Regions from separate parts of the Homo sapiens genome. Here region 1 is linked to region 2. A link is a loop called in an ENCODE intact Hi-C map of the cell type or tissue named here. Cell type or tissue: prostate gland. All regions are shown on one strand. Links, peaks and the distances in the headings refer to the core of each region. The heading gives the core; the rest is flanking DNA. Region 1 overlaps APP (amyloid beta precursor protein). Region 2 overlaps APP (amyloid beta precursor protein).

Evidence for each region. Peaks named below come from ENCODE experiments on the same cell type or tissue, not always from the same donor. Only the 100,000 strongest peaks of a DNase experiment are listed, where the experiment ranks them.
Region 1: it touches region 2 in a loop (4-fold over the local background); 3 of 110 quality-filtered maps call a loop at or near these places.

The regions. Positions count from the first base shown.
Region 1 is chr21:26,060,580-26,077,111 of GRCh38, reverse strand. The region is part of intron 3 of APP (amyloid beta precursor protein); the gene reads left to right. Among named protein-coding and RNA genes, the nearest start is that of APP, 100 kb to the left of the region's middle. In prostate gland, for the core only: no CTCF peak of the experiment used is centred there; no DNase peak of the experiment used is centred there.
Region 2 is chr21:26,121,353-26,137,884 of GRCh38, reverse strand. All of the region lies in intron 1 of APP (amyloid beta precursor protein), which reads left to right. LOC124900466 (a long non-coding RNA gene) reads left to right here. Exons shown (of 2, transcript XR_007067829.1): 2 at 14,903-15,179. Among named protein-coding and RNA genes, the nearest start is that of APP, 41 kb to the left of the region's middle. In prostate gland, for the core only: no CTCF peak of the experiment used is centred there; a DNase peak (open chromatin) is centred at 9,724; H3K4me3 peaks cover 471 bases; H3K27ac peaks cover 605 bases.

The DNA of each region.
Region 1 (16,532 bases), core at 10,027-14,026, 63 kb after region 2:
TTAATCTGGAAAATTTCTTTTTTTCTTTCTTTCTTTTTTTTTTTTTTTTGAGACAGAGTCTCACTCTGTCGCCCAGGCTGGAGCGCAGTGGCGCAGTCTTGGCTCATCGCAGCCTCCGCCTCCTGGGTTCACGCCATTCTCCTGTCTCAGCCTCTTGAGTAGCTGGGACTACAGGCGCCCACAACCACGCCCGGCTAATTTTTTGTATTTTTAGTGGAGACTGGGTTTCATCGTGTTAGCCAGGATGGTCTCCATCTCCTGATCTCGTGATCCGCCCACCTCGGCCTCCCAAAGTGCCGGGATTACAGGCGTGAGCCACTGCGCCCAGCCTAAAATTTCTTTTAAGCTTAGAAGTTGCAAGTCAAGTTACTGTTAAAGGCGTCCTAACTTTGAATTAGATAAAGCTAAACTGTGGTTTAATTGAGCTGAGTTTGTTGTATGCTATATCTCAACTTCACAAGATGTTTGCTTTTTCTTGGCTATAACCTAAGATTATACAAATATAAAATTACCTTTATGCCCATTTGATAGACTTTAGGGCTGAATTTCCCTGTGTAAGATGTTGTAGAGGTTTGTACTTGTGATTGTTTTTACTCTAGAAGCATGTTTATCTTCACTCCTTTAGTGACACGTGTTTGTTCAGGAACTTCAAACTCAATGTGATCAAAACTAGACTCATGTTCCCTGAATAGTCTCTCCTGACTACAAATCTGTTGGAAACTTCCAATCCTAATTAATAATTGTAAACTTTTTAATGTAAGTCATATGAGGGGTTGTTGTGAGCATAGGAGGTAGGGAGATGGTAGTGTGAGCTGGAGCATATGGTAAAAGTTGTTTGAAAGAAAGTAGACCCATGATGTGGATCCTGAGGGATACGTAAAGAAAATGAAGAGGTGTAGATTTAAAAATGTTTATGGGGCCTGGGCGTGGTAGCTCACACCTGTAATCCCAGCACTTTGGGAGGCCGAGGTGGGCAGATCACCTGAGGTTAGGAGTTGGAGACCAGCCTGGCCAACATAGTGAAACCCCGTCTCTACTAAAAGTACAAAAATTAGCCAGGCATGGTGATGGGCGCCTGTAATCCCAGCTACTCAGGAGGCTGAGGCAGGAGAATCACTTGAAACCGGGAAGCGGAGATTGCAGTGAGCCGAGATCGCGCCACTGCACGCCAGCCTGGATGACAAGAGCGAAACTCCGTCTCAAAAAAAATTAAACAATAAATAAATAAATATATTCATGGGGATGTTCCAGGGAAAGTAGTTTGTGTTGGTAGCCTTGAGAAATAATAATAGAAAATTAGAATAGAACTAAGTTGGTTCATTAAAGTTGGAACACTTGTAGAGATTTTTGATTTGGACAGACATTAATTCATTTGATTATTTCTCTTATTCGATGTCCAGAAAAATATCTGTACATTCAATGTGGTTTTATTTGTACTGCACATGTCATTAATAGGCTAAAGTTACCTCTAAGATACCTGCTTTCTTAGTCCTTGTTACGCTGTAAATTCTGGGCATCAGGATATAGCTTTTTATTATGTTAGCTCTTTTAATAGATGATACAATTGGATTGGGGAAAAAACTGATTATACTCTGGAGTAATACTTTCATAGCCTGTAGTATCCTGCAAATAGCTCCTGGTCATCTTCGAATTTTACTAGCAAACTTGTAGGGTAATAGGTTGGGACAAAGTATTATAATCAGTGGCTTTGAGGGCCTGATAAGAGGAAACAATAATTGTGCAGCTATATTGTGAATAAGTAGTGCATGATGCTGATGGTTAACCCTTTCCTGCGGTGCTCAAACATTGGGAAATAATTGCTTTTTGTTCAAAATGTAAGCTCTTCGATAATTGAGACTTTTGTCAATTCACTGAAATATTCCCAGAGCTTGAACATGTCTGGTACATAGTACATATTTAATAAATATATAGATTTAATGAATGAATTGAGGATGTAGCCAAATATTGGAAAAGGAAAGGGAAAAGAAAGAATAGCCCAAACATTAGAAAGACAGAAGATGTGGAGCAGCAATTTCACATGCCTAAAAGAATTTCTGAGATTATGGCAAAATCATTTACTTTACTTACTCCTTATTGATCAACAAAGGAAGAGCAGGTTTTATGTAACAACCAAGAAGTAACATAGGGATCTCAGAAGAGAAGAAACCAAGTGTCTTTGGATCTTAATAAAAAGAACATTCAACTCCAGAAATAGGGTTAAACCTATCCTACACATGTCTAGTAAAAAGTCAGTGTATCAGAGGCATCTGTGTTTAGAGATAAAACATACCATTAGATTCATTTATAATAGTTTCATTGTCCTTAGTTTTTAAGGCTAATGATAAAGATTTTTTTTTTTTTGTGAGACACAGTCTCTCTGTCACCCAGGCTGGAGTGCAGTGACGCAATCTCTGCTCACTGCAACCTCCGCCTCCCGGGTTCAAGCGATTCTCTTGCCTCAGCCACCCAAGTAGCTAGGACTACAGGCACACGCCATCATGCCTGGCTAATTTTTGTATTTTTAGTAGAGAGGGGGTTTCACCATGTTGCCCACGATGGTCTCGATCTCCTGACCTCAACAGATCTGCCCGCCTCGGCCTAGTGCTGGAATTACAGGCGTGAGCCACCACGCCTGGCCTTAAGAATTAATTTTCACAGAAATCTGCTTCTAAATATTATTCAGTGATAATAGATTTTAGAAATTTCAGATTCTTATGTTGTACCTTAAAGGTTAGGATACTATTTATAAATGCTAAACATGAACTCCTGTCATCCTATTTTAATGTCTTTATTAAGTGATTACATGAATGTGGCGTTTCAGTAGGTGTTTGGTGTATTAATAGATGTAGGTACTCCCCTCTTAAACCTTTAAGTATTTTCATGCCATGAAAAATTTGGGGGGCATTCTCTTTATTTATTGATTAGGTACCTGTATTTTCAAGAATATTACTCAGCTTCAGTTCCCCCAAATCTTTTTTAGTGTTAACTACCTTCCGAGAACGTGGTATAACATTTTAAAATATATTTTTTGAAGGTTTGGATGTCACTGAAGATCCCCCTATTTATTGGATGGTATCTTTATCAGCTGGGAAGATAATTAGTTTCCCAATGTTGCTATATTTTTATGAATAGGTCCTGTAGCTCTTGCTTTCTTGAAAGCTTAGAATTGATTGTAAGCCATGGACTAATGATATTCTCCAAGCATATTTAACATGAATAGGCTCATGTTCAGTATGTCAAGAAGTTACCCTGTTGTACTATTTAAATAATTTGAGCTTAGTTTTCTTTTTCCACCTTTGTTCTAAATTCTTAGGTGAGTCTGAATTCCTGGGCATCTGTGCACACAGCTTCTTCAGTAGGTCCTTTACTCTCATTGTATCTGATCTTTGACTTCATAAAGACCCTTGGCCTACTGACCCTGTATTTAATTTCACATCTCAATAGTATTTAGCCTTCTCATATTTTTCCTCTTCTTTAGAGCTCCCTGATCCCTCACTCCAGTCATTCAACTCTGTGTATTCCTTTAACTTCCACCCTCGCTCTGTCTCTTCACAGATATGCTTCTTTATATGGTAGTCAGAAGTTCCTGTGTGATCTTCGTAACCTCCAGTTCCCTCCACAGTCACCTGTTATCAGGCATCTGTTCCTTGAGCTCCAGGGAATGAGCTCTTTGCTATCATTCTGGTTGTCGGACTCACTGGGCACTGTTGTGTCCTCCACAGTCTCTCAGTGGCATCGGTTGATGGGTGCATTCTCCCCACACTGATGTCATTCTGCTGCTTCTGATTTTCTTTCTGCTGTCCTCCATTTTCCTTTCAGGCTCCCTTCCCCGTCCTCCCCGCGCCACCTTTTGCAATATTTAGGATTCAGAAATTCCAAATATTGCAAAATATTTAGAATCAGAATTCAGAAATTCTAAATATCAGTGTTTAATAGGAGTACCCTGGGGTTGTCCATTTTCTCACACAACACATACTTGCTAGGAGATCTCATAAGTGCAGTGGTTTTTCAGAGGCCTGCATTGATGATTCCTGAGTCATTATGTCCAGGCCAGGCCTCATACATACTATTTACTGGTTCTCTTTCTGCGGGTGCTCCACCAAGAATTCAGACTCAATGGAATATTTCTTCTAAGATGTACACCAGTTCCTTATCAAAAAATGGCAAATTCAGACTTCTTAGGTTAAACAGAGAACTCGTGAACATGGCATATGTCTGTTATTCCATTTTTCTCTGTTGGCTTATTGCTGAGTACCATTTGGGATAAAAATCTGTTTCAGGCAAAGGATAGGATTGTTTTCAGCTTTTATTAAATTCTCCTAGACCCTTGATTTTATGCAGAGAACTAATTAAATTTGAATGAATTTAATGTAGAAACCCTGCTATTGATGCAGAAATCAACCTGATTCTGGACTAGCACCAGAATCAACTATTTTTGTTGTTTTTGCTTTCTTTTTTTTTGCTTTTGCTTTCTCTGCCGGTAAATAACAACTAGTATGTAAGAATCAAATGAATCAAGCATAAATCCCTAGGAAATATTTATGCATTCATTTTTAACAATTTAAAGATGTGAAGATATATAATTAAGCATAATCCTCTCAAAGTTTGACGTTGAAAAGTATTTCAGATACTTCAACTTAAATATATTTTTTGCAAAATATCTTTTTTAAAAAAACAGATGTGGTCTCAGCAATGTAATTATTACAGTGTGAGGAGAGCTTACAGTTGTACCAAAATTTATAACTAGGAAGAAGAGAATGTGAAATAATCCGGAAACCTACAAAACTGTCCTATACAGGAATACCAATTAAACAGCTACTAAAAATGAGTGTAAAATGACAATATGGCTTTATCAAGTGCTTAGGGTCTGGAAAAATGCACATATTGCCTGTTATTTATTGTTATACTTAATGAATGTTCTTTTGCACGTGAGAACTGTTATAAAAGATGTCTTTTGTACATACTTGGTACACCAGTTGGCTTTTTAACCCATTAGCTGTTTTCCCCCAAAGGTGGCCTACTCTAGATGACGTTAAAAATACACATTTTCCAGGGACTTATATAAATAGTCAACTGCCCTATTATGGAAACTTAAAAGCGAAGGCCCTGAAATATCCAGACAGTTTGAACATAAACCAAAAATGAAGTGAATCTCTAGAATTGCTGTGTAATAGCGTGAGTGGGGAGGGGGTCCCTCAAGAGAGGGAACTGACCTTTTTCTTCCTCGTGGGTGACCTTGAGTACACACTTTATTTAGTCATTAAAAGGGTCACCTGAAGCTTAGAGAATGAAGATCCTACAGCCTGTTAATTTTATCATTGTTAGAAACTCTCTGCCTTTGGCCTGAAAATGGTAAATCACCTTTCTTAGAAGATTCTCATATCCAGATATTCTTACCAAATCAGAATCTTTTCCAGCATTTTCTTCAAAAAACCACAGTTCTGGGTTAAAACACAGCAGATCCTAACTGTAATTTTCCTTTCATGTACATTTTAGTCATCTTTATAATTTTAAATGAAAGACAGGAACTACATTATTTGAAATAAGGGTTAACCCCCTCTAATTATAAGCATTAATCACACACAGTTTTCTCATTTCTAAATGTTAAATATAAAATGGGAGCTATCTCTTCAGACACTTTTCTGTTGCCTTCTGTGTGCGGCAGGACCTTACTTTTAAGCTTAGTTTGATTTAAAGGCTGAGTTTCTGCTTGCTTGGAATGCTTGCTCTTCAAAATATTTGCTCCCTGGAGAGGGAAACTGAAGATGGAGCTTTCACGTGACTTTGGATTGCTGACCTGGAAGACGTTTGGGGTAATAGGATGGGCTAGGGCATGGTTCCACTGCTTTCTGTTTGAGTGGGGTCAGGAAAGGAAGGCGGGGCTCGCTGTGTGCAAACAGGAAAACATAGTCTGAAGATGTTTGAAGCCTGAGTGCACTTTCATTTGATGCCTTGCTTTATTGCTTAAGAGAATTTTAAACTGCCGAATCCGCAAATGTGCTGCAGCCTATAATGACACATATTTAAATGATTTTTGCATCTAAACAAATGCATTCACTCTTTGCCTGGTGTGTACAATTTGAATGACACTCGTGCTCTGCCTGGAAGGAACAGACGTTTTTCATTATAAAATTCAGTCAAGCAGAAAAGTAGCAAAGGAAGCAGAAATTTCCATTTACATCTATGATTGAAGTTGTAGTGATAAAAGAGGATGACTAAGTTGAAGAGTAGCCTTGTTCTCATTCTGCTATCTGACATGGGATCTTGTCACTTTGGTAATAGTTTTTAAACTTACATTATTGAGGAAGGCTCTGATCAGAAGTCTCAAATTATACATGTTCTTCAACCTTAGATTTTTCTGGGTGTTTTGTTTCAAAAGTCTCAAATTATATATGTTCTTCAACCTTAGATTTTTCTGGGTGTTTTGTTTGGTTTTTTGGTTATCTATAGATAGATTTGAGTATCTCTTTTTTTCTTAAAATCCGTTACTTACTAGTAATAAAGACTTAAGTGGTAGCTTTACGCTCCATTATCACAGAGATTCACAGTACTTTTTAGTTTTTACTTGTGAGCCTCAGCAGGTGTAGACAGATACCTTAGTTGCCACTGATAACATCCAGTTGCCACTAGATCAAGAAATGGTTCAAAATTCTCCAGGGGCATTTTCTGCTAAAGAAGAGTTGGTGATCTTCCTTTTGGAAGCCTTAATGTACTTAAACCTTCTTCCTTAGAAGTCCAGAAATTCAATTATTTCAGCTCTCTGTGGAGTGATAAGTCCTGCCAAATTGATTTACAATAATGAAACTAAGCCTTGTTTACAAATCTAAGTGGTGATTTCTAAGTCCACAGAGGCGTGGTAACAGAGAGAGAGATTCTGATTTATCTGGGGGTCTATCCGTGTTTGAACAGATTGTGTGATTTTTGAAACATGATTCAAAAGGGATGTTGATAAATTCTAAAATACATTTTTATTGAAGAGCTTGATGAATCATGTATACTTACTTTATTTGTTATTCTATTAGATATTGTCTTCCTCATCCCTAGGTGGTGTTGCTAGTACAGTGACAGAATTCAAATCCTTCTTTTTCCTCTGCTCTAACAGAGCTTTGTGAACTCATAGCAATATTGTAATGCCTGGTAAAAGGTGGTGCCAGTTTCAAGTACTATATCCTAATTACTTCATGGCTAACTCTTGTTATTGTTAACAATATTGTTAACTCTTTTGTTAAATGCAGTGACATCTTTTTTCTTTCTCATTCTCTGTGTACTTTTTGCCCTAAATAGTTCTGCATCTTTTAAGATACAAGTTTGCTTTTTCTTGGAGGTTTTTATTTGGAAAATGCCTGAAATATATAGACCAACATTTGTTCCTCCAATGGTTAAATTACATTGTCTCCCAAAGTGAGGCATTTTAAGTCTGGACTATACCCAGGAGAATCTAAAAGAGGCAGTTAATAAGCTCTTGAAGAGCACAGTGGGGTGGTTGTGTATTTATTGAGTCTCACACTTAGGAGAGAAATAGGCTGGACCAAATGAGCCTGGGCATCAAAAGCATGTGGGTGGTCGTTGGTGATATGTGCAGTGATGAGTGTGTGTGCTGAGGGTCCTAGACCAGGCTGGCAGGGAAATGAACTGAAGGCAGTGAAGCCTCCCCTGATAACTGCAGAGAGTGCTGCAGCATCCAGGACCTCAGGATCATGATGAACAAGCTGTAGTGGATGGAAGGGAGAGGAACTATGGGAAGGATGAGTTTCTGGCCAGAAAGTGGTTTACTGGAGTGCTGTGTCTGAGTATTACATGATCTGAGGACCATGAGGTCCAGCTTTGGGAGTATGGAGAGTTTGAGTGGAGTAGAGTTATAGTCCCATGGTCTTCTGATTCACAGACATTCATGAGCGATAAGTATCTATTGAGAAAGTGGAAGCATGATTTTTATGACCTCCTCTTGTTGTGGGGAAATCGATCAACGGGGCCTATATTGGTTGGGTTCTACAACCAAATAGAATGTGTTCAGCAGGAGTCATGTTTTGGGCTCCTCACAATGTTCAGTGTTAGTTCTGTTCCTTTCTCTTGCTTCCACATAGGAAAGACTTTGACCCAATGAGGAATTAGTCATTGTCCTTTGGGTACACTTCCGGAATTTGATAATCAGTTGGGCACTTGATTCTAGTACATTTGCTAAAAGTAATTAATACCCTGCAATTGGAAGCATGCAGCAAGCGACTGGGAATGCTAAGTGAAAGGTCAGAATTGAAAGAGTGGAGGAGGCTGTTGACCCTTAGGCATGGATGATATGTCTGAGTGAGAAAGCAAGAAGAGTAGAAGACAGAGCCTTACTTTATAATCAGAATTATGAAAAGAGGAGCCAATGAGAGGGAAAGAATGATTGGCTTGAGATAGATTGGTGGAAACTGGAGAAGATTGAATTTAAAGAAGAAAAGTGGGCCAAGTTCAGTGGCCCATGCCTAGAATCCCAGCAAATTGGGAGGCTGAAGCTAGGAGAGTTGCTTGAGGCCAGGAGTTTGAGATCAGCTTGGGCAACGTGGCGAGACCCCTGTCTCTACAAAAAATAATTAAAAAAAAAATTAGCCAGGCATGTTGGCATGTGCCGGTAGTCCCGGCTACTTGGAAGGCTGAGACAGGAAGGTTGTCTGAGCCCAGGAGGCTGCAGTGAGCTATGATCACAGCACTGCACTCCAGCCTGGTTGACAGAGGGTATCCCCGTCTCTTTAAAAAAAAAAAAAAAAAGAGAATGTGGCAGAGTAGTCAGAGAACTGGAGGGCTGAGAAGAGACTGATGGCATTTGTTGTTCTTGACCTTGAAAGAAGAGTTGCAGATTGTTGGAGCAAGGCCAGATGGTAATAGGTTGGAAAGAACAAGTGAGGGGCGTGAGAGTGACAGTCTACAACCCCGTTAAGAAGTTATCTGTGAAAATGCCTCTTCCTGTCTTGATTATAGCCTCCCTCGCACATGGCTTTCTGAGTATGGTATGTGAAAACAGCATGCTGTATATTTTTACCTTCCCATATGAGTTAAGGTTTTGGTAATGACTTGTGGTTCTTTTGCCTCACGGAACACCAACCTGGTTGGTATTTTGTCGGCAATTATGTGGTTTTTAAAAAGCCCCGTATATAACCTTAATTAATTGCGTCTCTAAAATCTATCAGGCTTTGAGTTTTTTGTTTTTTTTTTTTAAATAAGGCAGAAAGAAAGGAAAGTGTTAGGAGAAAGCAACCAGTGAGAATACCTATATTTTGAAGAAACAAAGTAGGGAATTTAGAATTATCTCTACTATATCTGCTTTTTCAGCTCATCTCTCGGGATACAGAGGACTGAACTAAGCTAAAGTAGGTTCAAGTCTAAAGGAAACCTTAAATTAATTTCTGTATTAGAATTAATCACACACCTATAAATACAATTTATGATATGAGAACTGCAACAAGAGAAATGGGGGGAGATGAGCAGTTTGCTGATCAATAGGGTTAATGATGGTAACATAGAATCCTAGTGATATGCCTCCCATTGACTAAAATGTATGCGTTAAGATAGCATAGCGCATAAAATGGTGTACTGCAGTCTCAGTGTATTCAAGCTTATTATGGTTTCTCTGCCTAGGTTTGTGTCTTTGGCTTTAGATTTTCTCCCATAACCCCAACCTGTCCACATTCAAGTCACTACTCCTTGAAATATATTATTGATCTCTAAAATCTGATGCTAAGTCTGTCTTGCCCAACGGTGGCCACTAGCCACCCATGGCCATTGAATATTTGAAACCTGGCTAGTCCAAACTATGCTGTGAGTATAAAAAACCCACCAGATATTAAAAAGTTAGTCTGGGAGAAAAAAACAAATGTAGAATGTCTTAATGATAATTATTTACATTGATTGCATGTTGAAATGATGAAATTTAGGATGTACTGGGTTAAAATATATTAATAAAATTAATTTTACCTGTTTCTTTTTACCTTTTTATGTTAATGTGGCTACAGGAAATTTTAAATTAGATATGTGGCCTCTATTATATTTCTGTGAGACAAAGCTGCTCCAAGCTGTTTTGGTCCAGAACTATATCTCGGTTCTTTTGTATCCTACATGGACCTGCATAGAATGGTATTTAGTAATACTCAGCAGTAGCAGAGATGATCTCTTATCAAATTATGTTAAGTTTTAATTTTTATTCTTGTCTCTCACCCTATGTGCACCTCTCTGGCCAGGAGGCATTTATCATATCACCTTTTAATATTTGGAAATCACTTGATCTGCTTGAGTCATTGTGTTGTTTTCAAATCTAGAACTCTTTCTACCTTATTTTGTAACTTCTATAATTAAACAAAAGGCGAACCAGGAGCAGCTTGGCTCTTAGGGATGTGTGAAAAGGCGCTCAGTCCTTAAGTTGGTGCCAAAAGTGACAAATCTATAGGATGAGATGCAGGTTTATGGAAGAGAAGCATGAAAATTTTTATTTTTTAAAAGGACACAGCAAGCTAGTCACCAAAAGACAGATACTTGATTCTACTTATATGCGGTACCTTTTTGAATTTGAAGAGTCAAATTCAAAAAGATGGAAAACAGAATGGTGGTTTCCAGGTTCTGGAGGTGGGGGAATGGGGAGTGGAGGTGGGGGAATGGGGAGTGGAGGTGGGGGAATGGGGAGTTGTTTAATGGTGTGCAGGGTTTTAGTTTAGCAAGATGAAAACAGTTCTGGAGATGGAAGGTAGTGATGGTTGTACAACGATATGAATCTACTTAACACTAAACTGTATAATTAAAAGTGGGTAAGCAAAGAGTGTCTTACAAAGCAATAACTTGTAACTTAAAATTTTTAAAAACCTTAATGAGATTAGTTGTAATGGGTTATCTTAAGTAGACCCTTACTGCCGGAAGGAACAGCTGAATCACATCACTTGGGAGCTTGTTAGAAAAGCAGACTCAGTCCCACCCTAGACTTGTCCAATCAAAACCTGCATTTTAACAAGGCCCCCAGGTGATTCATAGGCACTGTAAAGCTTGAGAAGCCCTGCTCCAAATATCATTTCTCAAAGTGTGATCCATGAGCCACCTGAAGCAGAGCCACCCTGGGAAGGTCTGTTTTCAGGCGCGTCCCAGAACACGTAAATCAGATCTAGGCTGTGGAGCTAGGGAGAAGATGAATCTGCAGACTGATCAGGATCCCAGGTGATTTTGAAGCATGGTTTGAGTTTGAAAACCCCTAATCTGGAAAGCTTTAACAACTATTACTCTTACAATTCCATCTTTTAACGAATGTTGGAATTATTAAATACTTGTAACAAGAAGTCCTGTTATTGATAAAATCAAGATATGACTAATAGTGCAGTCAAAAAGAGGCAACAAAAAAGCACCTATAACTTATCTTGGGTTGGTTAATGAGGAAGCTGTCATTCAAAATTAGTAAGACTACTGTAACATTTCTTGGGGTCCTGAACATTGGAATGAGAGTCGGTTTTCAGAGTTGAGCCCACCTCTGTCATTAGCTTTGTGCAAACCTCATCAGGCTCAAGATTCCTCATTTGTAAAGGGGAATGAATTCTCTGACCAGTTAGTTTACATTCCTAAGACAAGGTTAAATTTGGAAAGCAAAGAATTTTCGGTATATATGTGATAATTTTGAAATTCTTGAATTTTTAAAAAATTTAAATGCCACATTACTTATATTTTTTTCTAAAAAAAAGTCAAACCAAGCGCTGTCTAGTTATTAATAGATACCACAGATGAGATGCCTGAGTTGGTAAGCTCTTTTTAATTCTAGTTCTTTTCAACTACAATAATTTTATAGACTTTTTTTTGAAGGCTAGAATGTTGATGTGGAATCAAATAGGTATGCCTCTATGTATGGTAGATGCACCTGACAGGGATCACTTGACTTGAACATGCCCTGACAATGATCCTGTGTGGCAGGTGCACCTGATTCTGAGTTCTGAGTTAAGAAATCCGGGAGTGGGCCGGGCGGGGTGGCCGGTGCCTGTAATCCCAGCACTTTGGGAGGCCGAGGCAGGTGGATCATTTGAGGTCGGAAGTCCAAGACCAGCCTGGCCAATGTGGCAAAACCCCGTCTCTACTAAAAATACAAAAACCAGCTGGGCGTGGTGGCGCAGGCCTGTAGTCCCAGCTACTTTGGAGGCTGAGGCAGGAGAATTGCTTGAACCCGGGAGGTGGAGGTTGCAGTGAGCCAAGATCACGCCAGTGCACTCCAGCCTGGGCGACAGAATGAGACTCTGTTTCAAACAACAGCAACAACAAAACCCAAAACAAAAAAACAACAACAAAGAAATCCAGGAGTGGCTAACCCAGAGAGCCATTCCTTATCTGTAAGGAACATCTGAGCCCTCATCTCCTTCTGTGGAACATGGGCCTCGCCGGGGATTGAGACCCTTTGTTATGAGTTAAGTGGAAGTTGCCAGGTGGAGATTGTTAGGGGGAGGGTGTTAAATGAGAATGCTGTAGAGACCACATGCCTTTTGCAAGCGGCTGCGGTTCCTCTGTCCAACCCACCACCACTGGACTCTCTACCCTGTATGCAAGCCCCCAGTAAAACCCTATGAGACATACGGTTCACTAGCTCTGGGCCTCTTCTGGCTCTTGAACCTGGTGCCATCCACATTGCAGTCAGTAGGAGTTTGGCATGACACCTTATTATGTGAACTTTTATATCAAGCCATTAAATTTTTTTAAAATAGACTTTATATTTTACAACAGTTTTAAATTTACAGGAAAATTGAGAGGATAGTCCAGAGAGTTCCCATAGGCTTTGCATCCAGTTTTCCCTATTGTTAACATCTTATATTAATATGGTACATTTGTTGCAGTCAGTAAACCAATTTTGATACATGGTTATTAACTAAAGTCTATACTTTATTCAGATGTCCTTAGTTTTTGTCTAATGTCCTTTCTGTGTTCCAGGATGCCATCCAGGAAGGCGCATTATATTTAATTGTCAGGTCTCCATAGCCTCCTTTCCTCTTGGCTATGACAGTTTCTTTATACTTCTCTAGTTTTTTAATAACCTTAAAGGTTTTGTATTGGTCAGATAATTTGTAGGATTCCCCTCTGTGGGAATTTTCTCATGCTTTGCCTGGGGTTATTGGTTTTAAGAAGGAAGACCACAGAGGTAAAATGCCCATTTCATCACATCATATCAAGGGTACGTGTTTATCAACATGATACAGCCCTGTTGGCATTGACCTTGATCACCTGGCTCAGGTGGTGGTTGTTGAGTTTCTCCACTTGAAAATTACTCTTCTTCCCACTTTATGTGCTCTACTCTTTGGAAGGAAGTCAGTTTGCACAGCCCACAATTAAGGAGCAGAGAATTATGCTTCATTTTCTTGAGGGCAGAGTATCTACATAAATTATTTGGAATTCTTCTGCGCAGGAGATTTGTCTCTTTTTTCCTATTTATGTATTCATTCATTCAGTCATTTAGACTCATGGATATTTACATTGTACTTTGATTTCTAATCCAGCACTACTTCATAATTTTTATTGCTCAAATTATTCCGGCTTTAGCTATTAGAAGCCCTTTCACTTGGTTCCTATGCTCATTTGACATAGCCTCTTTTTTTTTTTTCTTACAAGATGCTGCAGTCTCATCTTGCATATTTTCAGCCCTAATCCTAGAATCAGCTGTTCCTCCAAGGAGCCCTTGTTCCTTTTATTGGAGAGTAATGTTATTGGAGAATAGTATTAAAATCTGGATGTTAAGGATGCTCGTTGCCACTGGAGTTTCTTTGCTTTTAAGACTTCTCAGTTGATAGAGCAAGGCAATGTATTTGTCCATGTTCACCCTTATGTTATGCAGATCTATAAATATTTCTATAGCTAACTAGTTGTATTTATATTAAGCTATAATATCTAGTCTATATTAAGCTAAATACAAGTTCATCCGGATGTTTCCTACTCTAACGTATTACCACATGGACACTATATCTCTCCTCCTTGGTTATGTATAAATTCTCACTCCATCCACCATCTATGTACTTAATTGTTCAGTTTCAGTATATGTGCGTAGCCGTATCAGAATTGTTAACCCAGGCTGGGTACAGTGGCTCATGCCTGTAATCCCAATACTTTGGGAGGCTGAGGCAGGTGGATTGCTTGAGCCCAGGAATTTGAGACCAGCCTGGGCAACATGGCATAACCCCATGTCTACTAAAAATACAAAAAAATTGCTGGTCATGGTAGCATGTGCCTGTAGTCCCAGCTACCCGAGAAGCTGAGGTGGGAGGATCACCTGAGCCCAGGAAGTCAAGGCTGCAGTGAGCTGTGATCGTGCCATTGCACTCCAGCCTGGGAGACAGAGTAAGACTCTTTCTTAAAAAAATAAAAAATAAAAAATATAAAAAAATTTGTTAACCCACACCTATATGGATCTTTTTAAAAGCTGCAAGACTGCTAACAAATATTTATTTATTTATTTATTTATTTATTTATTTGAGACAGAGTCTCCCTCTGTCACCCAGGCTGGAGTGCAATGACACAATCTCAGCCCACTGCAACCTCTGCTTCCCCGGCTCAGGCGATTCTCCTGCCCCAGCCTCCCGAGTAGCTAAGATTACAGGCACCCGCCACCATGCCCAGCTAATTTTGTATTTTTAGTAGAGACGGGGTTTCACCATGTTAGCCAGGCTGGTCTCGAACTCCTGACCTCAGGTGATCCACTTGCCTCGGCCTCCCAAATTGCTGGGATTATAGGTGTGAGCCACCATGCCTGGCCATAAATACTTATTTTGTTCCCGTGGTTTTTTTTTTCTTTTCTCTTTTTTAAAGTAAATCCTTTGCACTATTTTTATTATTTTAAGACCAGTGTTATTCAGAGCCTGGGTTAAACACTATTCTGTGTGTGTGTGTGTGTGTGTGTGTGTGTTTGTTTGTTTGTTTGTTTTTTGAGACAGAGTCTCGCTCTGTCACCCATGCTGGAGTGCAGTGGTGTGATCTTGGCTCACTGCAACCTCCGCCTCCCTGGTTCGGGAGATTCTTCGGCCTCAGCCTCCCGAGTAGCTGGGACTATAGGTGCGCGCCAACATGCTCAGCTAATTTTTGTATTTTTAGTAGAGACGGAGTGTCACCATATTGGCCAGGCTGGTTTCAAACTCCTGACCTTGTGATCCACCTCGGCCTCCCAAAGTGCTGGGATTACAGGCATGAGCCACCACTCCCGGCCAGCACTATTCTGTCTTATACTCACTCTGCCATCTGTGTGTGTATATGGTACGTATGTGAGGCTGGATCTGTGCACTTGGAAAAGTTGGAGAGATGATTTAGGTAAAACTTTTAGTTTTCACTTCTTTTGCCTTTTTGCTTATCTTGATCCATTTAGTTCCTACCATCTGGCAAATAGTTCTCATCTGAAGAATCCCATCTGTCAGTTCTCACTATTATCCGGTAATAGTTACAGTGAAATGCTGGTGACGGCAACAGCCACTTTTTAAAAGGATGTGTAATTCACCCTCATGTCCTCTTTGAGAACCCAGTAACTGCCCACACTCTGAAGCTAAAACCATAACAGTTTTATCACATGGAAAGTTTGTTGAGAAATGTTTGGCTGTTTCTGTGAAGTAATCGTCCCGTCTCTTGAGTACAGATGCCTCCCAGGAAAATTTTCCCAGCCTATTTGTTAATGTGAAAGTTACAAAAGATAGCATATAATGAGCACATTCAAGACAAAAAAATTTGTGGAGTAAGAGTCTGAAATGGTAAAATAAAAAATCACTTAAGAAAACATTTATCTGTAGCTGTCATTTTCATATACACATATCTAGTGTATACAAGTTAGTAAGTACATAATTCTCAAAAGTTCTACCTGTCTACACATCTACACAGAAAAATTAGGAAAGTCTTGTCCAGACTTTTCCATCATCTTCAGTATAAAGCATCTTCTAGCTGTTGGAATAGAAACAAGCTAGATTCTTGACTCCTTTCTATTTGATTATTTAGATCTGACCTTCAGACGACATCCAGAATCTGAGAACACGCACCACCTCTACTGCTCTCATCCTGGTCCAAGTCATTGTCATCTCCCACCTGGATTAATGCCAGAGCCCCCTTCCTGGTCTTCTCACTTCTAGTCTTGACCCCCTAGGGCAAGAATAATTAGCTTAGAAAACCACCCCAGAGCCTTCCAGCATTACTCTGAGTACTGGCCAGAGTTGGACAATGTTTAAGGCCCCGTGCAGTCAGCTGTCCCTGTCCTGTCCTGGCTGTCACTCACTCGCTTGCCCACTGATCTCTTCCACATCATTCCTCCACGACAGCACTGATCTCCTTGTTCTTCTGTGAGTTCACCAGGCATGCATCTGCCTCAAGACTTTGTGTAATACTTGTTGCTTCCTCTGGCTAGAATATTCTTCCCTTTGATTCTGAATACTTTGTTCCCTCACTTCCTCAAGTCTTCACTGAAATGTCATATTTTCAAGTAGGCATTCCCTGACCACCCTATTTAAAATTTCACCCCTCAGAAAAAACAAACAAACCACCCCTTTCTCTGCTTTATCTATGTAACATTTATTACCATCCAA
Region 2 (16,532 bases), core at 7,481-11,480:
ACAGCCATGACTCAGATCCACTAAATGAAGGAACAAAAATAGGACCTGCCTCACCTCCTGATTTTTTTTTAAATCTCTAGGATGAGTAACCAGAATATTTTTATGTTGTGCTAAGTAGGTTTGTTTGTTTGTTTTTTACTCTGACTTATATTATTTGAATTGTAGAAATATATTGTTTTTACTTTTTTCTTTAAAATTCTATCTGGAGTTTCTAAATGAGAGATTGTAGCTCCTAAAACCTTTCTTAGTTTTGGTGTCTTGCTTTCTGTTCTTAGCGTCTGTGGTCATTTCTAACTCCCAGTGAGGAAAGAGCTCTCTGGTCTTGTTTCTTTGTTAAATGAAGGAGCAAACCTCCGTCTCGTTGATCCACTCCCAACCCACTTGTTTTGTAACAATGAAAGTTATCTCATACTTAAAAGACAACTTGAAATTATAACACACCTGTAACAAAGTAAAGGGTATGGGTTTTTACTTAGGTTTAAAAAAAGGGCAGTAACCCTTTTCATAAAAAAGCAAAATTTAGATGGGATAGAACCCCCGTTTATAGAAAAGATTTTAAAATCTCATTTGCTCTCATTGAAACCTTAACCTTCTCTCAAATACTGGCGCACCTCTGAGGAACTTCAAATACGGTTTGAAAACTAATGGTTTAAGGAGGGCCAGGCGCAGTGGCTCATGCCTGTAACCCCAGCACTTTGGGAGGCCGAGGTGGGCGGATCACTTGATGTTAGCCTGGGCAACATGGCCAAATGCTGTCTCTACTGAAAATAGGAAAAATTAGCTGGGTGTGGTGGCGCATGCCTGTAGTCCCAGCTACTCAGGAGGCGGAGGTGGAGGCGGGAGGATCTCTTGAACCCAGGAGGCATAGGTGCAGTGAGCAGAGATGGATCTCTTGAACCCAGGAGGCATAGGTGCAGTGAGCAGAGATCGCGCCACTGCACTCCAGCCTGGGTGACATTGAGACTGTCTCAAAAAGGAAGACGAATGGTCTAAGGAAACTAGTTTGTGGTTTCTCAGCGGAGAATGACATTCTAGTTTCTACAGATCTGGCAACAGAAGACAGGCACATAAACTGGCCTGCTTTGGAGTCAGGGCCAAGACTTAAATCCAGATTTAAAACCAGCTTTTTTTTTTTCTTCTTCTAAAACAACCAACCTGTGTTTTAGGTCCAGTGTCTGCCTTGTAAGTTGCTCAAAGCTCAGATACAAGGAAGTAATCAGCACACATTTTTGTGATAACATTCCTGAAAAGAAAAAGATGAGGTGGACTAAGGTAAATACACTGCTCCTTAAAAATCCATATTTTTAGATTATTTATAAATCAAATGGGCATGGTTACCAAAGATGAATTCTAGAGGTGTAAAACTCCAGTCTTATACCTCAAATTTCAGTTTTCCTTAGGGAGCAAAACACTTCCATGATCTTACTGAGGACCTAAAAAAGCCTGTACATATTTTAAAAATAGCACTCCCTAGATAAAGCCTGATGGATCCAGGGTACAGTAGAATCATGAAATTGCCTGTTTCTTTTTAAAAGATGTATATGATTGCTCGGTGGCTGTATATTGTCCATCGTGTGCGTGCCTGTGTGGTATGTTGGTTCTTTCAGAGAGGCAGTGGCGTGCAGAGTGAGAGGATCACAGATGTGTATGTGACAAAACTATTTCTTTTCTTTCTTTTCTTTTCTTTCTTTCTTTCTTTCTTTCTTTCTTTCTTTTCTTTCTTTTCTTTTCTTTTCTTTTCTTTTTTCTTTTTTGAGACAGAGTCTCACTCTGTTGCCCAGGCTGGAGTGCAATGGTGTGATCTTGGCTTACTGCAACCTCTGCCTCCTGGGTTCAAGCGATTCTCCTGCCTCAGCCTCCTGAGTAGCTGGATTACAGGTGTGCACCACGATGCCTGGCTAATTTTTGTATTTTTAGTAGAGGCAGGGTTTCACTGTGTTGTTCAGGCTGGTCTCGAACTTCTGACCTCGTGATCCGCCTGCCTCGGCCACCCAGCGTGCTGGGATTACAGGTGTGAGCCACCGTGCCTGGCTGACAAAACTATTTCTAAAACACAAGTCCAGATATTCCTACCAAGGGCTCTCTGGGGCTTCGTTTTGATTTATATGCAAAACACTCCTAATGTGGTGACATTGGGGAGATAAAGATCTGGGATGATGAGAGAGAAAGGCAGGTAGGACACATGCCCTTCCAGTAACTTTCCAGCTAGGGCTTGCATTTAACCTCTGATGGAGGCCTCACCATCCAGGCAGATGTACTTGCTTAGGAATGAGTTTGAGATAATAAGGCTAAATGTGCTGCCTTCTGTATATAATTTGCATTTGTCCTAATGTACGACTAAGGAAATGAAAAATCAAAGTTTGAGTGACTAAAATAAAAGAGGTCTGTGGAGTAATTGGATTGAATTTGCACCAAGTCAAGGAGAAAACTTCTGTATTTTGTATGTTTTGTCATGGTTCTATGATTACTTGTTAGAAAGTGATATAAAATTCAATAACTTAGTTTGATATGAACTTGGCTATCTTTAAGTTATAGAAGTCGTGCATATAATGTGGCTGTTTTCAACCCCCATACCCTTTCTGAGTGGTTGGAGATGTCTTGAATTTCGAAGTGAGAAGGTCTGGTGCTGTTACATAGATAATCATGTTAGCCAGCTTTACCTTCTGATAAGCTCTCAATTTAAGAAAGTACTTCTAATCCTGGCTTTATCTTTGGCTTGCTATCTTATTATGCACAGAGCATAATTGTAAGAAGGGAATAATATCTCTTGCTGTCTATTCACTAAGAATAGTGTGAGGACAGGGCTCTTAAAAACATGAAGAGATGGGCACTATTGTATAGATATAGAGATTTGATGAAATGTTAAAATGTTGGATGATTTTAAATGACAAGTGGAGTGGTGAGAAGTTTATTTTTAACCTTATGTGGATACCTTGGATATTTAGAAACATCGAAGTTTTAAGGAAGAACAAATATCTTGACTCCAAGAAAATGGTCATGTGATACTGTGGCATCTATTTGGTCTTCCTGATGTATATGTTTCCTGACATTTAGCTCCTAAAATCCTTGGAATCTCCAGTGCTAAGAAGGTCTTATATGCTAATGAGATGACTGGTGGCTGGGTAACCTACCATGTGATTAGAGGGTTAGGACTTTCAGTCACCCTCCCCAACCTCCAGGAGCTGAAGTTTGAGTTGATAAACTAATGATCAATGATACCTACATAATGAAGCTTTCTTAACAACCCTGAAGGACCGCGTTCTGGGAACTTCCAGATAGCTGAACACATGGAGGTTCCTGGAGGGTTGGATGTCAGGAAAGGGCATGGAATCTCGTTTTCTCTTCAGCCGCACCTCACCCCGTGCATCTCTTCCATCTGGCTGTTCATCTGTGTGTCCTTTGTAATATCCTTTAAAATAAATGGGTGAATGTAAGCAAGTATTTCTCTTAGTTCTCTGAAGGTGCTCCAGCAATGAATCAAAACGAAGTAAGGGGTCTGGGGAATGGTAGCCAGTTGGTCAGAAGCACAGGCTACAACCTGGGGCTTGTGATTGACATCTGAAGTTGGGGGAGTTTTGTGGTACTGAGCCCTCAGCCTGTGGGATGTGTAATCTCCAAGTACAGTGTCAGAATCCAGTTGAATTAGAGGACACTCAGCTGGCATCCATTATTGGCATGCAGTATTCCTTGTCATGAGCCTGGGCAACATAGGGAGACCTCATCTCTACAAATATAGCTGGGAGTGGTGGTGTGCACCTGTGGTTCCAGCTACTCAGGAGGCTGAGTGGGAAGATCGCTTGAGTCCAGGAGGCAAACATTGCTTCTCCTCCAAATGCTGTACTTTAACATGTTTGGAAACTCCTGCAAAGGAATTTCAACATAAGCGAAGTCAATGGGTTATAAAGGACTGAATGCCATTTTGTAAATGTCAGAAATCAAAGTCACAACCAAGTTAAGTTCTAGATTAGGGCCAGGAAGAGAAATGTATTATCTGGTCAACCATATCAAATCTGTATTTTGGTGGAAGAGCATTTTCTTATATTGGTTCTGATTGGTTTGATACGGACAGGGAACTGTTTTCTTTATTCCAGTTATTTGTTTTGTTTTGTTTCTGAGACAGAGTCTCGCTCTGTCGCCCAGGCTGGAGTGCAGTGGTGCGATCTCGGCTCACTGCAACCTCTGCCCCTCAGGTTCAAGCGATTCTCCTGCCTCAGCCTCCCGAGTAGCTGGGATTACAAGCGTGCTGTAGTTTTTGTATTTTTAGTAGAGATGAGGTTTCACCATCTTGGCCAGGCTGGTCTTCAACTCCTGACCTCATGATCCCACCCGCCTCGGCCTCCCAAAGTGCTGGGATTACAGGCATGAGCCACCGCGCCCGGCCTATTCTAGTTGTTAATCAGTTAACATAGCCAAAAGATATAGAATAAGATTGTAGACTGAATCCATAGTCTAATGATTTGTCTTCCTAGTAATTGTGAATAATTCAGACATTCAAAATTAGTCTGGCATCATACAAACATTAGACTAGTCCTAAAATGAGGATATTGGCAAGTGTGTTAATAAAAATTGCATATGCAGTATTAATAGGTTCCTTACGTAGGCTGCCGATTACTCAGGAACTGTCAGATGTTTTGTTTTGTTTTGTCTTTGAGAGATGGGGCAGGGTTTTACTCTGCTGGAGTGCAGTGGCACAATCTTGGCTGACTGCAGCCTTGACCTGCTGGGCTCAAGCGATCCTCCCTCCACAGCCTCCTAAGTAGCTGGGACTACAGGCATGCACCACCATGCCCAGCTAATTTTTGTATCTTTTTTTAGAGACGGGGTTTTGCCATGTTGCCCAGGCTGGTCTCCAACTCCTGAGCTCAGGGATCTACCCACCCATGCCTCCCTAAGTGCTGTGATTACAGGCATGAGCCACTGTGCCCAGCCCCCAGATTTTTAATCTTCTCTTTGACATTGAGTTTCAGAAATGAAGTATAAATGGTGAATTTTTAGTGTAGAATATGATGCACTAGGAAGATCACTTACCCGTTTATTCACTTTCTTAGACCATGTCAACCCGATTCTGAATTTAGGGTTCTGTTGTGATGGTGTTCTTTAGAAGTGATTTTAACACTCAAAATACTATAGTCTGTAACATAATTTACTGATTTTTTAATTTTTGCAAACTAAGTTGAAGTAATCAAGTATTTATGAGTTCTTTGGGTGAGACCATCTGTCAAAGAATTCTGGGCTTAATGGAGATACATATATGTTGTGAATACTAAACAGATATCCAAGTAATAAAGCAGAAATCATATGCTGTGTAACAGAAATGTAAAGTTCTGAATTAGTTCACGAGTAGGAGAGAAACTTTTTTTTAAAGGTAGAGGAGAACTAAAAGTAATTTCTTAAAAGAGTGCCTATTTTACATCTTGAATATTAAAAGTCTAATTCAGTGCCTTGGGATCTTGTTCTTTTTGTAGATTTTGATTTGAATGAACTTCAGTTTGCTGAAATGTCTAATGGGTGCAAAGTACAGATTTAATTATAAGGTTGAGCTAAAATCAGAATTTAAGCATATGGCATATATAATACCAATTTAATCTTTCCCCCTTAAATTTAGTTATTTTTAGTGAGTCCCAAACACCATATTTGAGACATCACTTTTTTCTTTTTTAAAGAGATAGGGTCTCCCTATGTGAGGCTGGAGTGCAGTAGCTATTCACAGGCTCGATCATAGCAAACTACAGCCTTGAACTCCTGGCCCCAGTGAGTGTAATGTCTCACCATGCCAAAGTACTTTTATCTTAAATTGCTTATTTTTTTGTTTATTTTTTTAACTGACTCTGTTTACAAAATTAACCTTTTATCTAGTGACAGCTAGATTGTATCACATTTGTCATCTATGGACAACTGATTTTTAGTTGTTTAATATGGTAAGTTTATTATTGTTTTTCCTTATTTAAGAAAACAGGATCTGAGTGAAAAAAAAAAAAATCTTAATTCAACTATCACGATTCCAGTAGGAAGTAGACAGACATTCATCTGTATACATTAGGTGTCAAAGTAGAGTTTTGTGGTTTATCATTCTGAAGATTTGAGATTCAAGACATGACTATCTTTCAGTCATATTGTGCAATAGATAACATATAATGTTTCTCACTGATGAGAACAGTTGGTTAGATCTCTCAGATGACTTGAATTAGGTATTAGTTCAAGTCAGTTGTCAGTAAGTTTGGCTTTATCGTTCAGAGGAGCTTCTTATGACTGGACATTTCTCAAGTATTGCCGTATTGGTCATTTGGCTATCAATGCTTAAATTATACTCAGTATAGTATAAATTTTCTTATTTCCCTTATTTAAGCATGCCTCCATTACACTGTTGTTGTCTCTAATAAGAGTTTAATAATCTTTGTTTTGGCTTAGTAAAAAGAGCCAACAAATATATGAGTGACTGACTGAGTGTATTGCTCTATGCGCAATTGTCTTAAAGGAAAAACGTTTATAGAATCACTGTGAACAATAAAATGGTTGCATTTCGCTGGAAAACCTCGGTGCTCCTTTGGTAAATAATGAAGTGTTTTGTTTTACGGGCCTTTTCACTACTTCATTGACAACAGACCTTTTTTTTTAAATTAATTAATTAATTTATTTATTTATTTATTTATTTTTTGAGGTGGCGTTTCGCTCTTGTTACCTGGGCCGGAGTGCAGTGGTGCGATCTTGGCTCACCGCAACCTCCGCCTCCTGGGTTCAAGCGATTCTCCTGCCTCAGCCTCCTGAGTAGCTGGGATTACGGGTGAGTGCCACCACGCCCAGCTAATTTTATATTTTTAGTAGAGAAGGGGTTTCTCCATGTTGGTCAGGCTGGTCTCGAACTCCCGACCTCACGTGATCCACCTGCCTCGGCCTCCCAAAGTGCTGGGATTACAGGCGGGAGCCACTGCATCTGACCAACAACATATATTTATATTACCCAGTAATAGGCATAGTCTAAGGAAGATAATAGAATTTATTCTTAGTAGTGAACTCTTTGGCTTTTGAAGCAGAATTTTTTTTTCTTTGTTCTTTTCTGTGATAGTAAGGAAGGAAGGAAGGGAAGGCTACTACTAAAAATATAAATTGCTAAATAGAAGTCAAGTCTCTGGGTGTTGAAGCTCACATATTGGTGCTGTCCAGACCTGACGCATCTAGAAACAGGAATTTGCCCTTAGCGTAAGCTTAGCCAAATGGTTGAGTCATTTCTAAGTATTTTAACATTATAGAATGCCTTAGGAAATGTCATGAATATCTAAAACAGGTCTTCTTGAGGATTTTATTAGTTTCTTAAAACATGGAAAGGAACTTGATTCTCAGTGCTGGTACCTAAAATTCAAAGACATTAGTTGTGAGTTGCTGTGCTCCTCAGCTCTAAGCCACAGTTGTCATGGCCAAGCCTGTCTCCTTATGGAGAGTGGCCTTGCTGTTTCCTGCAGAGCTTCTCTTGTGCCTGGCTTGTGCCTGGAAGTCAGCGTGTCACCACTTCAGAGAGACACTATAGAAGCTTGGTGATCTTCAAACAAGAACTTAAAACAAAGAAGTTTTCTTTCACAGATATCTTAAAACTTGTAGCTAAATAAAACGTGAATAACTGTGAGAGCCTCATTACAGCAATTTTTAAAAAAGCAGTACATGTTTTGTTGTATCTTAAACATCACAGAATGGTATTGTGTGTCCAGTTTTGTTTGTAAAATGTAACCTTCGTGTGAATGACCATCTATTCCTTTCTTTTTGGAAGGTTAGTTTGTCAGCTGTTGTGTGATGCTCAACATTTTATGTAATGACATTTAGCACAACGTTTCAATATAACATCTCAGGAAAACATTTAAGAAATAGTGAAGTTCTCTGGGTATTACATTAATCATATTAATTACCTGTTGCTTTTAATTTATCACCGTATCACCCTAATATCACAAGGCATGTGTAGTACTATTTTGTAAAGATTTTCTAAAGACCTTCCCTCTATAGGAAGGAAAATTTAATTCAGAAATTGGGCTGAACTCTCTTTCACTTGTGTGAAAATGGGAAAATTAGAAGTAATTTGTATTTTTTATTGTGAAATCAGTGTAGGAACCTGTGCTCGTATCATGGAAACAACAGCACTAATGTTTTTCTCCCCTCGGGTGTGGGCTTTGCTGCAGATATCCATGTCTTCTACTTTTTCTGTTCTTAGTTCTTATTCACTTATTGTCTATACTTCGTGTCACTTTATTGAATTTCACAAATGCAATTTAGGAATCCAGGGATGTGATAAAATTTGTGCATCTGCTTGTCATTAGCCATCTCACGTTTATATCGCTAAGTGAAAATTTAACTTAGTTTGGAACAAACCACCATGATTTAGTTCACCTGTATAGTTTAAAAGACCTAAGACCTGAAATTTTTTTTTTTTTTTGAAACGGAGTCTCACTCTGTCACCCAGGCTGGAATACATGGTGTGATCTCAGCTCACTGCAACCTCTGCCTCCCGGGTTCAAGCAATTCTCTGCTTCAGCCTCCTGAGTAGCTGGGATTACAGGCAGCTGCCACCACGCATGGCTAATTTTTGTATTTTTAGTAGAGACGGGGTTTCACCATCTTGGCCAGGCTGGTCTTGAACTCCTAACCTCATGATCCACCTGCCTCGGCTTCCCAAAGTGCTGGGATTACAGGCGTGAGCCATGGTGCCTGTCCAAGACCTGGAATTTTACACTGCATTGGGACCTTATAAAATTCTTGACTTGTACCCTTTTGGCATTTTCTGAATGCTCATGATTTGCTTCTGAAATATTTTAGGCCTTTGGAAACACTCCTTCATTCTAATCCTCTCTTTTCTTGCTCTCAATTCTTCATGTCATGTAATTATTTTGCCTAGAGCCAAATCTGATGTGTTATTATAATCATCATTTCTGCAGGAGCTTGGTAACACTCCTGCTTTTGTTCCCTTTAAGGCTTCTTTTGGTTTTGTTTATTTTGTTTCACTCAGAATGATCTGGTTAAGTTTTGCTTGATCATCCATTTCAAATCTCTTAGTACATTTTTCAAATTCAGTTCCAAGCATGTTAAATGTGTCACAATGGAAGTGGCCCACGGTCAAATACATTTTGGGAAACCTTGGTTTTAAAAAAGTTAAACTGACTTCATTATTACGGTTTTTTTTTTCAAAAGCCTCCAGTATCCATCTTGAATGATCCATTTCCCATATGTGTTTTATGACAGAATTCTCCCCACTCCCAGGTAATAACTGTTGACATTTTCTGAAAACTGTTTTTGAGAACACTGAATTAGATATGAAATGAGGCATTTATTCATACTTCGAAACGAATGTCTTAAACCTCACTGGGCCATTTTGAGTATACATTACTAGTGATATATTTAATAACTTAGTGGTATAAGCATGCAATAACAAATTTCTTACACAAGAGAAGTTCTGTGTAGAAACAAATTTAATACTGTGGCTAAAGAAATGAACCAAAAAAATTTAATATCTTGAAATTTGCTTCTTAGCTCTGTTTAGAATCATTGTGATTCACGGATAGTAAATTGTCAGAGTGGACTTCATGAACCTTATATCAGACATTCTGAAAAGAGCTAAAATTGCCATTAAACTGCATGAGTTAAAATATCTTAGATAGTTTAAAAATACTATGTAGACTTGGTGAGTCAGATCTGCCACACTGAGCGTGTAGCTGGGGTTGACGACACACGTGTTGCAGTGTCGTTACCAGTTTGTCTCTTTTAGAGACAACTTGGCAGGCAGACGTCTTGCAGATAAACAAGGAAAGATTGTCTATTTTAAATGGCATAAGACATTCTTTAAACCAGTGTGTCATATGTGGTTATATAGTCAGCATTTTCTTTAGTGCAGGAAATCCTCTCTCAGGGTTCCTGAATAAATAGCAGGTATCTTTGTAGGGATAGCTCGCAGGAGATTTCAAATGCTGTGTATTCATCAGTTCAGGCTCCCCAGATGTCTTACGAACGTGCTCATTTTAGTTTTCTTTTCTTTTCCCTCTTCCTGCTAGATACAAGTTGAGACAATATGATTAGCTCTTAAAGTGCTTACTCTCCATTTTATGTATATTACTGCATTTTAATCCTCATAATATCCTGTGAGGTGGGATGTTACTATGTCCATTTGAGAGATAAAGGAAATCAAGAGGTAAAGTTAACTGGCTTTCTCCAAACAGCTGGTAATTACTAAATACAGAATTGACTTTTGCCTTTTGATTCCAAAGATCATATTGGTACTTTCATGTGTGGGTCCCTTCAGCCAGTTCCTACAGTGACCCTGACCCAGCTGTAAGTCCCCTGAGGTCTCTAGAGATATAGACAGTGATGGATTAGACCCTGTTCATAGTTGCAGATACAAGACATAGAGAGGTTTCTAGCAATAATTTTTTTAGTTATATATTTTCATAGGGCTTTTGATTTATGTAACCTATTAGTATATATTTGTTATTCCAGTAGAGTTAATACATTATTCAAAGAGATTCCAGTTTTTAAGCCTTTTCTCCGTTTGTCTAAGTTGTTCATTATGAAATGATTGGCTAGAATTTGAAAGTCTTTACCTACAGAGAGATTCTGACTGGCTTGCTTGGTCTTGGAACCCTAGTTATGAGTGCATTGTCTTGCTTCCTGGTGAACTTTGCCCAGAAATAGTTACCACCTCATTTTTTTTTTTTAAATGAAAGCTGGATAATTAACCCTCAAGATTTCTTAATTAAAAGATTACTATTATAAATTGACCCACAGGGAGTTAATACAATAAAATTATTTTTGATCATTTTATATGAAATAATTATGGGGCAATCTTCTGTAATCTTGAGTTGAAGGGGTTATCTTGCTTAATGTTAATAACTTTTGATACACCAACTACCTTTTAAAAATTAACGTTTTTTTTTTTTGCTTCTGTGGAAGGGAGGCTGTATTTTGTAGGATTTACAGTTTACATAGTTATTGTTTTATATGATGTCAGTTGGATTAATTATGTTTTGAGTGGAAACTCTGTTTGGTTCAACCAATATTTGAATGCTAATTTTGTTCTGTGAACAAATAGAAATACAGAGAACAGTAAGACATGACTCTTTCCCCCTAAGTAAAGGCTTAGGTTGGAGTTTTCAACCTGGGAATTACTGACATTTTGAGCCAAATAATTGTTTATGTTGGGTGGGGGAGGGCCTACAGCGGAGGCTGCCTGTACATTGTAGGATGTTTAGTAACATCCCTAGCTTCTACCTACTAGATAGATGCCAGTAGCACCACCCAAGTCGTGACAATCATCTTTGCCAAGAACTTTGAACCTCTACCTAGAAACAGTTCATAGGGCTCAAAAAGCAAAGTGGCCTAGGACCCATGTAGTTAACAAGCTTACCCTGTTGGAGAACCACTGCATAGCTGAACAACATGGGTGAGACTAGTGTCAGGGTAAAGGAGCTCTTGACTGGAGATTGGCCGTACACAGAAAACAAAGTGAGTGTTATGGATATTTGGGGATTTACCTTCATTAGGGCACAGTTGGTTAGCGTTAGGTGTACACCAACATTATTCCCTCTTTAGAAACAGCCATGCACGTAACATTTTAGCACATCTGAAGAGGCACTTCTATTCTAATTACCTAAAATTCTTATTATCTAGAATTACATGCTATGAACAACAGCAGTAAAGTCAGAAGCCAGAATCTATGTGATGTTATCTGTTTTGCGATCACAGTTGTGTTCTTCTCTTAGTTTATTTGAACAAGTTTGTGAAAAAATTTTTGTGCTTATGTAAATACTCTTTGCTTAGATTTTTTGGTAGAATGTAAATCTTTCCCACACAGTGCAATACCCCTCCTGCCCAAGGGCGAGATATAGATTGTACAGTTTGTTATTTCTGTGTTTTAGGGCTTATTCCTCTGTAGACATGTCAAAAAGACATCCGTCGGGGGTAAGGAATGCATTAGCAATTCAAGCTGATAATCTGCATGGTGAGAGTCCAGATAATTTTTTCCCCAGGTCACATAGGCAGCTCTGCACAAGTCTGTTAAACATATGCTAGTTTTGAAAATTAAAATAAGTTCCCATCACTCAAGGCAATGAAACGTAGATGAATTGCTCTGCCAGATTGACTCTTAGAACTCCTGATGTGATGTGGGGCTAGACAGAATGGGATGTTTGCTAATAAATCAGGGAGGTAGTGATTGTTTTCCTTCTTTTTCTCCCCCACCCCCGTCAGGACAAACTCACATTCTGTAGCCTGGTGCACTCTAATAATGCCTGTTGACCTTGGCCATGAAAGCACTCTAGACTCACCCCCTAAACACCGCACCGAATGTGCTCATCCTTGAAATTTACAAGCCTTAGAATCTTCCCTACCTCCACTCCTGTTTACTGCCTCCTGTTACTCCTGGTGCTTCCAGTCAGACCGTAGTCTTGGCTGTGCAGTACCTTTAGGAGCCCTCAAAAATGTTTAATTTCTTTTAAAATCAGAAGGAAAAATAAAGAACAAGATAATAATCATGAATATACAATAATGAATCCAGCCTGACTTAGAGTTGTCTTTATACCAATCAACAGAGCCCTAAAATATAGCTTTTAATGTTTTTTTAAGAGAGAAAGAGGCCCACGAAAGTTGTCCTGGGGCCCCCGCATCCTCCTCATACACTGGTGGGATGCTGCTCTTGCTTGCTTTGGAATGTGGCAGCAGCTCCCAGTGACTTCACACGTTTATTACAAATTCAAGGTCATTTGGACGCTAGCCTTGTGCTACCTTTCATGCTTCCTGTCCGACCCATACTCAGCCTGGGCATGTTTTCTGCTCTGATCTTTGGTCTGCCTTCCTTCTCCTTCTCCAAGTCAAACCAGTCACTCTTTCCTGAGAGCTCTTCGGTGTACCCTTGCCAGACCTCTGCATTAACACTCCAGCACCTTTGGTTAGCCAATTTGGCCTTATTTGTGTCTCCACCATTGGATTATCTGTCCATCAAGGTCAGGAATGTTTTCGGGTTACCCCACTGTCCCCAACTTTGAATATGTTCACTGCCTGGAAAATGTTTATCTGAATATAAGGCATCAAGCCAGAACTTGCCCAAAACTTAACCTAGGACTCAAACAGCTTTGAAATCTTATCTGTGTAGAGTGGGAACGGCATGTGTTTGATAACCATCAGCATTTGCTGTTTTGCTTAGCCATCAACAATCCGTTTCTATCTCTTCCTCATAGTATTTTCAGCTGTATTTTTGTACAGCAGTCATTCACGTTAGGTGTTAGGTTACACTGAAATCTCTGACAACCAGTTCTGTGCTACTGAAGGCTTTTAGCAGCAGGATTAAAAAAATAGTTGATTGCACATTCGAAGTCTCACTGCTCACACTGTTTATGTAATTCTTGGAGTCCAGTTAGATCATCTGATTTTTAAAATGTTGCCTGAATTACAAAGGAGTTCAGGAATGTGTTATCAAAGAATTAGGAAATTAACATTGAAATTTATTGAGCAACATAGCTAATAGGTTGTCTTGCTTTTTAAGCCTTCTTGTTTTCTAGGAGGAGCCTGAAGTCCGTGGACAAGTTGAACTGTAGCTGGTATTTAGGAATTGGTAAAGACAGAGGTGTGGATGCTATGTTTTCTTTTCTCTGTTAGGAAATTACTCTCCTGGTGCCACAATAAAAAATTTCACAGGTATCTAAAGTGGAATTTATTTTGTATTGTTCCACACCTTTGTCAATAATTACATTTTCTACCTTCTAGTTTATTACTGTTATTATTTTTCATGCCAGGTGTTTCTTAATTGTTGGCATAAGTATTTATTGAATGCTTATATGTGGGAGTGAGAGAGTCAGGCCAGTGCTAAAGAGTAGGGAATAACCCCTAGACAGTGAAGTAACTTTTGTCTTGTTTGCACATTAAAAAAAAAAAAAGATTAGGAATCCTTGCTCTATATACTAGAAATGTTTGATGTTCTCTTTTCTTCTCTTCAAACAGAGAAAACTTAGATGAATACTTATAGGCTCTACTGTCAACTAACTGCACCCTCCTAATATTGGCGTCTGCATATTTTTACCATTGTCAATATCAGATTGCCTCTGATGTTGTGTCACTGAAACTGATAGTAACATTACATCCAAGAGTAAGACTGCAGTGTGATTTTTGGCTCTTGGTCTTCTGTTCTTTCGGCAACAATTTTTTATAAATATAGTCAAGAAAATAGAAATAAGAGTCTTCACTGCTACCTCCCCTTCAGAATTATTTTCTCCTAGTATTGTGGTTCCTGATAGCCTTTATTCCTATAGAAATGGCAATTCGAAAAATTCCTTCTGTGAATCTGAGGGCTCTACAAAGGGAGAGCTTCTTTGATAGTGCTTTGGTGTAAGTTATTTAAGAAGGACAATCTACCCAGGCTTATCAAGCAAATAACCTGGAATTTAAACCTGGAGTATTCTTTAGTGTTCCAAGTCTGCAGGAAAAGAAGTAATCTTGGCTTAAACTAAATAAGTTAACAGAATACAATTTGAACAATGAACAAGAATGCTGTTTGAAAATTATCTTGGGTTTTTATGTCAAGTTAATATTCTCACTGAATTTCTATTATGTTTGTAAAGCAGCTTTCTCCTAGACCAAAAATCCTAGTAATAAAACCACAACAGTATGAGAGTTATAAGCACACAGTAAAGGCTGATGAGTAAATGTTATGACACTTTGAAAGGAAATAAACCAGACGATATAATGTAAATATCCTTTGTGCTTATCAAAAATAAGTGACTTCATGTTCTGTTCCTGCAATATTTCTGTAAATCTGCTAAAAATAGAAAGGTAAAGGTCTAAGATCATAAATCTCTGATGCCCTTTCCTTAAAAGTAAGGAATTCTTGTCTTGGATTCTTATATAATATACTTATTTATAATCTCACTTGTTCTGATTGCAGGTGGCCTCTTACTATCTTTACATCCATGTGAATGTGTGTGCTTTGATGTGTACATATGAGAGACAAGAACAAAAGTAAATGTCAAATATCCGAATTCCTGTTTCAGTGAGCTTTCACGGAGTAAATTCTTTTTGTCTACTTGCCTGTGATCTCTTCTAATATGACTTGCGTTAATGACCTTTAAGAAATCTTTTAATAAAATAAAAAATTTTATTAAAATCTTTTAATAAAAAAATTTTATTAAAATCTTCTAATAAAAAATTTTATTAAAATCTTCTTCATACGTGTTACTTGAATTTACTCATGGCAAGGACCAGTTAGTACCATTTTATGAAATCACAAGCTCATGGGCTTGTGATAAAACATATAAGTGCTTTAAATTTGGCATTGGTAACGGCAGGCCGACTCACTTGAAAAATGCTCTGAACTGCTCTGCCTCATGCTGGTGGGAAGTCAGATGGAAATGACTTTCTAGAGAGTTTAGCTGGCCTCCAAGCTTAGTGGGTACTCACTCTCCTTATCCCCCGATAGCTGCTCTGAGATTTTAATGCACATTGAAGACAATATGATAACTTAACCTGGAAAATTAGCATTTTGGTAAGGGTCTTTAACTTCATTAGTATTTTCATACCACTTTGGTATTAGAAATTGTAAAGATATTAAAGGGTATGGACAATGTGGAATGTATGTACCAGACTCAGCAGTGTATACTGACTCCCTCACTATAGCCCAGAACTGGAAATCCCGCTAACTACCTCTCCCCATCCTAGCCTGAATTGCCCTCTCCACCTATGTTGGTTTTACAATGGCCTGACGCCTGAAAGCTGGTAGAAACTGTATAGGAAAATAGGGTTGGGATAAATTTCTGGGCTGACAAAGGATAGAGGAATATGCTTCTTTTTCCCCTTGTCCAAGTATATCAGCAACTCTAAGATGCAGATTTATCAGTATGGCTCTACTGGGCATGTTCTAGTTAAATGGTAGACCCACTACCTCTTCTGGAATCTTGTTTTCCATTATATTCCCACCTGCAGCTTTTCAAAGACTTATTCTCTTCTCTAATGGTCTCTTGGTTCTTTTTTTTGCCCATGCTCTACGTTCCGAGTGGGTCAACATTGCAGTGGGTCAATGAGAAGAAATAGAGGGGAAAAATAAAAGAACCAGAAAGAAACCTGTTAAGTTTGCACTTACTTGTGCATTAAGCATATTAGCGTAAGCCTTAAACTCTAGAAAACTCACTGTAGTGCTGTAAAGTACCACTGATAAAGTAAAAGTTCATTTTTATGCTGTGTCGTTATTTAGTGATGAATATGATATTGCATAAAAGATGAGGATCTGTAAGGCCAGGCGCGGTGGCTCACGAGGTCAGGAGTTCGAGATCAGCCTGACCAACATGATGAAACCCCATCTCTACTAAAAATACAAAAATTAGCCGGGTGTGGTGACGCGCGCCTGTAATCCCAGCTACTCAGGAGGCTGAGGCAGGAGAATCGCTTGAACCAGGGAAGTGGAGGTTGCAGTGAGCTGAGATCACGCTACTGCACTCCAGCCTGGGCGACAGAGTGAGACTCCGTCTCCAAAAAAAAAAGATGAGGATCTGTGTATAACTGCCAGGTGTTGTGTGAGGTAC